2 separate regions of the Homo sapiens genome follow, and region 1 is linked to region 2. Evidence: chromatin contacts called from ENCODE Hi-C or POLR2A ChIA-PET data. All regions are on one chromosome and are shown on one strand. Each heading gives the region's core, a stretch centred on a gene start or an enhancer-like site at or near the end of the contact. The rest is flanking DNA. Distances are from core to core; before and after follow the strand shown. Region 1 has its middle 21 kb from the start of LINC00523. Region 2 overlaps WDR25 (WD repeat domain 25).

Region 1 (4,862 bases), core at 426-2,925, 240 kb after region 2:
CCTGCCTTCCAACACACTTCTGGAGCTTGCCCGGCACACGGGGTTGATGCCGGGCGCTCCAAGGGGGCTGGAGCCCTCACCCCGGCTCACACTGGCCTGAGATGAAGAGGCAGCTACAAAGTGCTGAGGCTCAGGTGGTGTCCCTGGAGGAGGCCTCTCTGTGGTTCTCTGTGACTTAGAAAGTCAGAACTAAGGTTGGAGAAGCTCTGTCCTGGAAAGGCATTCTGGGTGGGGGAATGGCCTAAACAAAGGTGGGGAGGCAGGAACGCAGATGAGGAGGCAGGCGGCCCGCAGTTCAGCTGGCTGGGAACGCAGCCAGCTTTTCTTTGGGTGTAGTCTTTTGCGCCCGGGTCATTCTGAAGAGTGACTTGGACTCTGAAGAGGCTCCCTGGTTACTCCCCACTTTTCCTCAAAGCTCCAGCGCTGCTTCCTCTGGGAAGCCTTCCATGGTTTCTCTGACGGAGACACTCCCCTACTCCAGGCCTGCAGCACTCACCTGCATCTCACACTGCGATGCAAAATTTGTGTGATTAATGGGTTCAAATGTGCCCCCCTCCCCTGGACTTTACAGGGTGCTGGAGCTGCTGGCTTGCTGTTCCCAGTGCCAAGTCCCATATGGGTGCTCAGCCATATGGAAGGAAGGTGCTCACAGTCCCCACAATCTATCAACCCACCCTGCGGGTGGAGGTACCGTGACTGTGGCCCCCACACCCCGCCCCTCAAGCTCCTGCCTGGCTGGAGCGCCCGCCTGGACCTGCCTGGCCTCTCAGCTACTTTGTTGTGAGGTTCTAGGCATGGAGATGAGTTTCTAGTGACTCTGGCTTGTTTTCTTCCCTTTTTTCCTGGTGATCTTTCTGTGTAATTAAAAGACAGCTATTTGGCTGGGTGCGGTGGCTCATGCCTGTAATCCCAGCACTTTGGGAGGCTGAGGCGGGTGGATCACCTGAGGTCGGGAGTCGGAGACCAGCCTGACTAACATGGAGAAACCCTGTCTCTACTAAAAATACAAAAGTAGCTGGGCATGGGGGCAGGTGCCTGTAATCCCAGCTACTCGGGAGGCTGAGGCAGGAGAATCGCTTGAACCCAGGAGGTGGAGGTTGAGGTAAGCCAAGATCGCGCCACTGCACTTCAGCCTGGGCAACAAGAGTGAAACTCCCTCTTAAAAAAAAAAAAAAGAGCTATTCTAGGAGACGAGGCAGCTGGAAGCAGAAACGCTGCTCTCTGCTTATGTGTGTGGAAATTTATTGTCTAGAGTACAGAATTCCGCTCGAGGCTCCAGTGTCAAAACAGACGCTAGGGTGAAGACCCAGCCCAGCCTCCCTCCTCAAGCCTGCTCTGCGCCCACCCTTATCCACATGGTGGCTTCCTGGAGCTCTTGCCGCCCCACTGGGTGAGGTGACAGCCTCCATTTCTTGAGGAGCACTAACTCTGCCAGTCTGATGACATCCACAGAACCTGTGAGCCTCACGCCAGGGGGCAACCCAGGCTGACAGCTGTGGTGTCCACCTGGAACCTGCCCCGGAGGGCTTGGAAGTTGTGAAGCCCATACTCCTTCCACCGGGCATGCTGCTGGTGCTGGGTGCCCCGGGGAGCGCAGCAGCACAGCTCCCACCTCCCTGACACAGAAGCCCAAGCCTGTGCTTCTGCCTGGCCTGGCCGTTTGAGAGGCCCCTTCCTTCCCCCAGAACCGGAAACTCCAGGCAATGTCAAGGTCATGCCTAGCCTGGAGGAAGTGCCTGTAAGCGGCCCAGCCCAGAGCACGGCGGGTGCAGCCCCCAGTGGAGACAGCGGGGTCCAACTTCCAGTACCCACTCATTGGCCGCATGCCTCTAGCACAAAGCTGTCTTTCACCCCACTCTGGTCTACAGAATCCTGGGAAATATATTTTCTGGTTGGAAATCCTTTGTTAGTTGGGCCTTCATGGTACTGGCATCTGTGAGCCCCTTTCGGCACCTCTGGGAATGGCCCCCCGCAAACTCGCTGGGTCCCAGGGTGGAGGGTTAGGAGGCCTGGCTGGCCTCGGAGCCTCTGCCTGGCCAGGCCTCCGCCCCTTGGCTCGCCACAGCCCGCAGCTGCTGAGGATAATGCATGCGCTGGCCCGGGCCCAGCTCCCCTAAGCCATGGAGAATTGCAGTTTAGCAAGTTCGTCAAATCCGCCTGAGGCAGGAGCCCAGAGCCACATCTGCAGCATCCAGGCATCCCAGCGGCTTCCTTATCACGTCCGCCTCCACCCAGGGCCTCTTCCCACAGGCCTGGATTAGGCCCCCGGCAGCTGGGCAGGGGTGGGGGCCAGGGGAGCAGGGGACGCTGAGCTGGGGGCCCAGGGCCCCAGCCAGAGAGGCCCCGGTCTGCTCCGCCCTAACTTCCTTGTGTGGCCCTGAGGAGGGAGATGCAGCCTTCTGGGTGGATGGATCCTCCTGCCCATCCATGGGGTCCTGGAGGTGGCAGCCACAGCTGGGCAAACCCATACCCCCAGGCCAGGAAACAGCGGCTGGGCAAGGCTCATGCCGAGGGACCCAGGGGTGGCTTGAAGGGTGCTGGGAGAGCTCGGGCTCCTCGGGAAGGGGGGTGGGTAGAGGGAGCATGGACAGTGGGCCCTGTGCCAGCAAAGCACAGCATCTGGAGGAGGGTGGAGGCAGGAATGCTGTGGGGAGGTGGCCGGCAAGGTCTTAAGAGCCACGCTATGTTGGTGACGCTGGGTCTGGTGAGCTGCTGGGCTGGAGCAGGAAAGCCAGGAGGGATCTGAGGCCTGGACAGGGGGCAAGAAGTCCCCTCCCCTGCATTCTCAGCCTGGAGCCCAAAGATGTGGCATTCAGAGGCACCTGTTTGGACCATCAAAGCATCTGTGAGGTCTACCAGGCACTTCCATGGCTGGGAAACATCAGTGGCCCCTTCCCCAAGAGGAACACTACAGGCTTCATGAACCACGGGGCCGAAGGGCCCAACCACTCCCTTTAGCCCCTCAGGGTAAGCCCAGCCAGGCTGCTGGGGCATCCACAAGGTCCCAGATGCCACCCAGAGACTTGCTTACCTCCGGGACTAGAGAGCTCACTACCTCATTGAACGTGCATTCCTTTGTGGAGGAGGTCTCATAGCTAGGAAAGGGCTTTCTAGTACTGCTCCGGGGCCACAGCGCATCTGGAGGTGGCAGTCATGACCTTCTGGGCCTCTTTCCTCCAAACCAAGTCTCAGGGCTTCTCCTATCTGTTCCTTGCAAGACCCACCGCAGTGCCCTCTCCTGAACAGGCATCAGTTGTCATTTTCTCCCAGAACTGAGTGTTAGTGCCTAGGTACAGTCTGCAGCCGACTCTCACCTCCCCAGCTATGAATACCATGCTCCTGTTAATTAAGCCCTAGGCGATCTGTGTTTTTTTTTGTTGTTTTTTTTTCTGATTGATCCATCACCCCATTGAGTCTTGCAGGGTGGTGTTGGTCCTTCTGGTGGTAATTGTGAATGAAGCAGGGGGACGACACATCCAGCTTGGGGAAACTGAGGCCCAGAGGGACAAGGCCTGGATCAAAGTTACACAGTTCATGGATGGCAGGGCTCAGGGAAGAGCCCTCCTGACCTCTGCCAGCAGCCTGCCCAGCCAGCACACGGTTCCTCCATCTAGGCCGAAAGATGGGCCTATGTCCATTCTCCCTCCTCCCTCCACCCTTCCCGAGGCCCTCTCAACCCTCAGCCAAGCCAGGGAAGGTAGAACGTGAGCGCCCCGTGGGTCCTCAGATGGTCTTGATTACCGACAGAAGGAGAAAGGCCTTTGCCCTGTGTCCTGCTAACTGTTCCAGGGAATCCAGTGCATCCAGAGGCCTGGGGGCCAAGGTCTCACACAGCTGACCGCGTCCAGCACGTTCTGCAGACTCCGGGTGTTTCCAGAGATCGCTGGGCCTGCACATTCCTTCCTGCTGAGGGAACTCCCCAGCAAGGCAGAGGAGGCGGCCAGCTCCAGGAGGGCCTTGTGGTGGGAAAGGAAAGAGCTTGTGTCCACAGGCGGCTAATGTGCACCAGGTGCTGACGAGTGTCTCTCTTGTGACATGAGAAAGTGGGCGCCACACTCTTCTTCTCTTGCAGAGGAGAATGTGACTTAGAGAGGAGATGATAATGGTGGTCCCCTTCCAGGCTGTTGACAACTGACTTGGTTCATGTGAGAGCTCAGCTCAGAGCCTGGGACCAGTGGGTGTTTACCAGGAATTCTACTGCTGTTGTCCCAAGCCACATGGCTAGGTGGCTGCAGACCAGGGATTTGAACCCGTGTCCAGGAGACAACCCAGGGTGGCTCCTTTGTGGTAAAGGCCACGCTGTTTGGGGATGGTCCTCCCTTCCTGCACTGCCACCAGCCTGATCTCCAACCCAGAGGCTCCCAAGTGGTCACAACCCTGGTTCGAGTGTCCTGAGGACCGGTGGGTGCGAGGCGACAGCCCCTCCCTCCAGTACCGGCTGAGAACGCCTGGCTGTGGGAAGCCGAGGATGACCACCCCTGAACTGGGGTCCCCTTCCCTCCGCCTCCCCCCATTGTCACAGGCCACGTGGGTGTCCTGCGGGCAGGGTTCTGCCACCACCACAGAGGGCTGGCCGGCAGCCCGCAAGTTTCCACCAACTAATAAGTTTTACAAACCTCCAGCCTCATAAAAAAGCTCACAGTGGCCTGAACAACCATGGCCAAGAGTCTTGTGGGAAAGCGGATGGCCTTGAGGCCAGGCAAAGGCGATCTCGGCCAGAGGCCACTTCCTGCCTCTACTCAGACCTTTCCTAAGGCTTCAGACGTGACCATGCCCCTGTGGCCCCCTGGATAAAGACTATGCTCCTCCCTCGAGGGACCGGAAGAGGCCCTCAGCCCCAGCTACCGTGCCCCAGCAGCCCC
Region 2 (5,044 bases), core at 864-3,363:
GAAGTGTAATTTGGAGAAGATTTGCAAAGACAGGCACGTAGTGAAATAATTTGATTTGTTCAGTAAACTTGGTTTCAGTTATTCCTTTCCATGAGTTGTTTTAGAACCCCTTCAATTTCTTTGTGATTTGACAACAGCTTTCAGCCCAATGAAGATATGACTCTTAGGCATTGCCAGGAATTCAGAATTGGTTTATAATATTGTCGCTTAATAAGAAAATGCGTTCATTGGCAGGATATAAAATTTATGGGCTTCAAATGGATTTCTGTTTGTAGTTTTAGCCCTCTGTGCTCCTGCCATTCTCGAGGCTATGAGTAAGGTTTTTTAATTAAGTCAAATTGAATTGAATGAGCTTTTATTGAACGCCCACTCTGTGCCAGACACCAGCTCCTTAACCCTTGCACTGCCCTGTAGGTGGCTATGGGGAGCTGAGCCAGAGGAGGTTTTGCCCCATGCTCACGATCATTCAGCTGGCAAACCTGGGAGGTGGGATTTGAAGTTAGGTTTGATTCTCTGGCTTTTTCATCCAAAGCTGATTATAGGCAGACTTGATTAAGGAGAAGAGAGAGGTTGAGTGGCTTTCATGTTATTTCATTGAATCTTGTTTAGTCTTCTCAGCCACCCTGTGAGGTTCATTACATTTTCCCTATTGTATATCTGAGGAAAGTAAGGCTCAGAGAGGTACAGTGATATGCTCAGGGTCACACAGCTGGTAAGAGGCAGAGCTGGGATTTGAACTCAGAACTGCCTGGCTGCAAGGCCAGAGTTCCTTCTAGAACCCCTCTAGGGGTCTGCACTTCCTTTAGCACATGGCCAATTGACCACCTGCCCACAAAAAATGGCCTGGCCCTGGTGGCTAGGGCACCCTCCTGCAGATGGAGGCAAGGAGCAGTAGGGAGTGGGGCTGGGCATCAGTTGCCCAGGTACTTCCTAGCTCTATGCCCTGGGCAAGTGAAGTCCTCCTTTCTGACCCTCCCTGCACCCACTGGTGACTGGTGGCAGAATACCCTCCTGGGTTATTGTTAGGATCACAGACAACATGTGTGAGGCACCTGGCACTTGGTGGGCACTCAGGAAGTGAAGGACCCTGCCCTTTGGCATCTGTTGCTTGTCAGAATGCGTGGTGGATGGCTCTGGCCTCGGTGACGAAGCTGCTGTTGCTTCAGCCCCCGGACTCCTGTGCATCACAGAGCTGATTCAGTGCAGACAGGTGACTCATCTGATGGCATTTTGTGTGGCGTTGTGCAGTTCAGCCTGGTACAGCACGGCCCGCCCACAGCAGGTATTCAAGAGCCGTTAGTGTTTATGAAGGTGATAAAATTGCCTAGATGGAGGGAAGCCGTCAAAATAAGAGCCTTTGCCTGTCTTGTGAAAGTTAACTTGCAAACCTAATGCCTGTGGGGCTGCTGAAAAAGCGTCACCTGGATTTCTCCTTGGAGACAGAACTCTCTGGAAGGACAGCTGGGCAGCCCCTGCTTGCCATGTGGGGGTGGACGCTTTTTATGTGACAGTGAGTTGGAGAAACTAACAGTGGTCTTCAAGGCATTGTGCTCAGCTTAACTCTTTGAATTGCCATAGCTTTAAAATGAATACTAGAAACAGTTATATATTTTTCACACTCTCCATATTTTCTCCATTCAATATAATAAATGTTATCTTGAATGTTTGAGGGTTTTATAGCAAAAATTCCTCCCATTTGTAAAGCATGCTGCAGTGGATGGGAGTGAACTAGCTGGCAGCGCTCTCGTGTGACGTGGCAGAGGCTGAGGGAGTTGCCCAAACCCCACTTCCAGTTGGAGGAAGCCTGGGCCCTGACTTCCAGTGCATGTTCAGGTCCACTTGTCAAGGAAAGGATCCATTGTTAAGAAACAAACATGGGAAACTGTCATGTGAGCGTCCCTAAAAGCAGCATAGTCATTTTCGAGTCACTCTCTGATAAAGATAGAACACTTCATTTAGGCACATTTCAGGATTTCAGAACATTTGGAGTAGTCCTGGGGTGGAAAGCAGCGTTTTCCTTTTTCAATTTCAACCTGACTCCATTCCTCTCTTTATGTGTGTCAGTCATAGCAGGGGAGTGTTTTCCTCTTGGATGCGTTTGCACCTGGCAAATGAATGTGCAGGAATTCTTTGATTGCAAAATAGCTACTCTCAAAATGCAGACAGGCAGCCACAGTCAGGGAGCCCTTCGGCCACGGCAGCGGGGTGGCGCCAGACACCTGGCTTTGAGTCCCGTGGAGGCATGCCACTTAGTCTGTTCTGAGCGGCTGTTTACAGGCGGATAGAAAGGGCTGTAGGATGGGACCCTCAAGGTTTTGGGGCATGGGAGGGGCTGGCCGTCATGATTCAGCATGCTAGCTCTCTGGAGGCTGTGCTGAGCACTGAGGGACACTGGGAGAAAAACACAGGCTCCTGCTTTGTCCATGTGGAAGGAGCCCAGGCTGCCCTGGCTGCTATACGCATCCTTCCAGGCAACCTTCACCTTCTGGTCTATTTAGTCTCATTCCCTGTTTTTATTCCCTTCTTTTATTTAGGGAGAGCCAGAGCAGCAATTCTCAGGTCAGGATTATTTGGGAGATCCATATTACTTCTGATTATTTACGAAGGGACAGGCCGGGGGAGGTAACCACCTCGATAAATTCGTCAGCGAGGCAGCTGGAGGGATGTGTGACAAACATACCAGGCTGTCATTTGGCCAGAGATTGTCTGCACTGGGATTGTTCCCCCAGGATAGTCCTGATGACAAATGTAATTGACATTTTTTATTAACCCTGAAATGATTAAAGATGCTGCTGCTGAATTTGTGTCAAAGTACCCGGTCCCTGGCATTTTGAGAAAGGGATTCTCTGTGGAGCCAATAAACAGCCTGTGTTTTCTTCCTGTTCATCACTTTAATCAACTAAGACATACAGAGCCCTGTCTGGTTTGGTCTTGAAACTGGGCCAGGGAGATAAGACTCTGCTTCCTGGCTTAGGTTTCCAGAACACTCTGGTATGGACATCATGAGGGACACATAGGAGGCACTCTGTTCATTTACCACACAGTCATCAAACGTTTGCTGAGCTCCTTCTGTGTGCCAGGTCCTGTGTGTGATATTGGGCGCTGTCTCCTTGAAGGGTGGTCGCTGTAGAATGGGGGCTAGAAAGATGTTTATGGGGATGATTGTGAGAACTGAGCATTGTAGGGGAAGACTGGGCCACCCTCACTGCCTAGGGGGTGGGGTGGGGCAGGGAAGGCAGTGCAGGGGGTGGTTTGCGTCTTACAGGAAGGGAGTCTCCTCTCCAGACAGGTCTTACCTCTGGAGCTCTCCAGGCAGATGCTGGAAGTGGCAGTGCCCAGAGTGTGTGGGTCTTGGAGTGCCAGAGTGTGGGAACACAGAGGGGCAGCAGGGGAGGGTGGAAGACACACAGGAGAGCTTGGCTGGGGCCTGCAGATGGGCTGGGGGCCACATGGAGCGCAGGTGGACTTTGCTGCTTCCTAGCCTGCCTGCTGAGTTACTGAAGCTCTTGGTCTTGGTTTCCTTATCTGTGAAATGGGACAATCCTACTTTCGCTTCTGTCATAGGGCTGCTGCAGGATGAAATGACAGTAGGAGGAAAGCCCCTGATTGGTGCTTGGCATACAGAGCCTAGTCAACAAGCATCGGTTCCTTCCTAGATGCAGTCTCAGTAGCAGTGGCCAGGTATTGAGCACCTACTGCATGCCAAGCGCTGGGCTGAAGGCCTTGCACTGACTCTCTGTTAGGTATTTTTATTCCCATTTTATAGCTGAGAAACTTGTTAGAGGGTAAAGCAGTTGCTCAGGGTCACACATAGAGAGAGGCAGAGAGAAGATCTGACACCAGGCTGTTGCTCCCAAGGGCTTCCTTTCAGCAGTGCAGGGGCTGGGAGGTGCCAGGAGGAGCAGGAACATGGAGAGGGCCAGCTTTGACTGTGGCCAGAGCCATGCTTGAGCTCTTCTTTTGGAGGGATGGGCTTGGGTTGCAGAGGGTCTTACAGGGAGAGTGTGCTTATCACACTGCTCCTGGATGGACTGATGAATTGAACACTTCCTGAGCACCTGTTTTGTGGCTAGCCCTCTGCTGAGGGTGCACACATTCCCTCAGCCACAAAGCCAGTATTTAGTGAGCACCTACTGCATGCCATGTGGTCCACCAGGCCTTGGGTAGATGGTGGTGTACCAGAGGCAGGGGTCTTCACCCTGGGGGAGCTCCCAGGCTGGCAGGGAAAGAAGGAAAGAAAAAGATCACACATCTAGCATTGTGGATAAGCAACATTTCAGCACTGAAATAGTGGGTCTATGTTATTAACATTTTATATGCTAGGCTCTCCCACACAAAACCAGATCAGAACCCTCTCTCTTGCCCCTGAACTGCATAGGTTTCAAAGGTGATCTGTCCCCTTGTATCTCGACCTGTTGCTCAGGAACCATTCCCATCAGTTTAATTTCTTTTTCCTTTTAATCCTGTGGCTGGCAGGATGTTGCAGGGGCAGTAATTTAATAAAAGTATGCAGTTTGTAAAGCAGCTGCTATTCTGTGTACTAAGCACATTTGCCAACCTTTTCAGGGAAACCTCCAAGCTGTTCTTGGAACTTAGCGATATTGCAGGAAAAAAAACATTCTATTTAATAACATTTCATCCTTTGGGTTCTGCAGCTAATAGAAGCATAAATGGAGGCCATGTCTGAAAGCCATTTCTTTATGTGATTCAGAGAATCAGGACATAGCAATTACACAGTGTATGGGATTTATGGAAACATTCATGCCTAACAAGAAGAAAACAGCTCAGTAAGTTATTTAATTTGAAGTCACAGGCCCGCTGACTGGTTCCCCACCCAGACCTACCGCACTGCTCGGCAGGCCCCAGGCGCTCGCACACAGGTGCCCACTGCTCCCTGTCTCTCTGAGTCCTGCCCGGCTGCAGGTGGAAACCTGGGCCTGCTCTGTGGGGTGTGTTCACACCTTAGGCCAGGGCAAGGTGGAGCTGGGTTTGAATATTGCTCTTCTGACTCCAAGCCTGTCTTTCCTCACCACTGCATATAACA

Evidence for each region. Hi-C counts contacts between places; a loop is a spot of excess contacts on that map. ChIA-PET counts read pairs that join two places held with the same protein, here RNA polymerase II (POLR2A). Pooled maps may share reads with other maps.
Region 1: a loop to region 2 is called in a pooled map, with 31 times the contacts of the local background. The contact joins two enhancer-like sites. A Hi-C loop is called at or near these places in 1 of 168 maps with a recorded cell type or tissue (right cardiac atrium) and 1 of 50 pooled maps. POLR2A ChIA-PET finds 5 or more read pairs at or near these places in 2 of 52 experiments (HCT116 and SK-N-SH).

The regions. Positions count from the first base shown.
Region 1 is chr14:100,676,041-100,680,902 of GRCh38, forward strand. No RefSeq gene overlaps it. Among named protein-coding and RNA genes, the nearest start is that of LINC00523, 21 kb to the left of the region's middle. RefSeq lists enhancers at 3,296-3,889, 4,484-4,862. Within about 2 kb of position 1,676, at least 20 of the 41 ENCODE cell types and tissues checked have a DNase peak (open chromatin) inside an H3K27ac peak, as active enhancers do.
Region 2 is chr14:100,438,163-100,443,206 of GRCh38, forward strand. All of the region lies in intron 2 of WDR25 (WD repeat domain 25), which reads left to right. Among named protein-coding and RNA genes, the nearest start is that of WDR25, 64 kb to the left of the region's middle. RefSeq lists an enhancer at 418-1,617 and a silencer at 2,790-3,084. Within about 2 kb of position 2,114, at least 24 of the 41 ENCODE cell types and tissues checked have a DNase peak (open chromatin) inside an H3K27ac peak, as active enhancers do.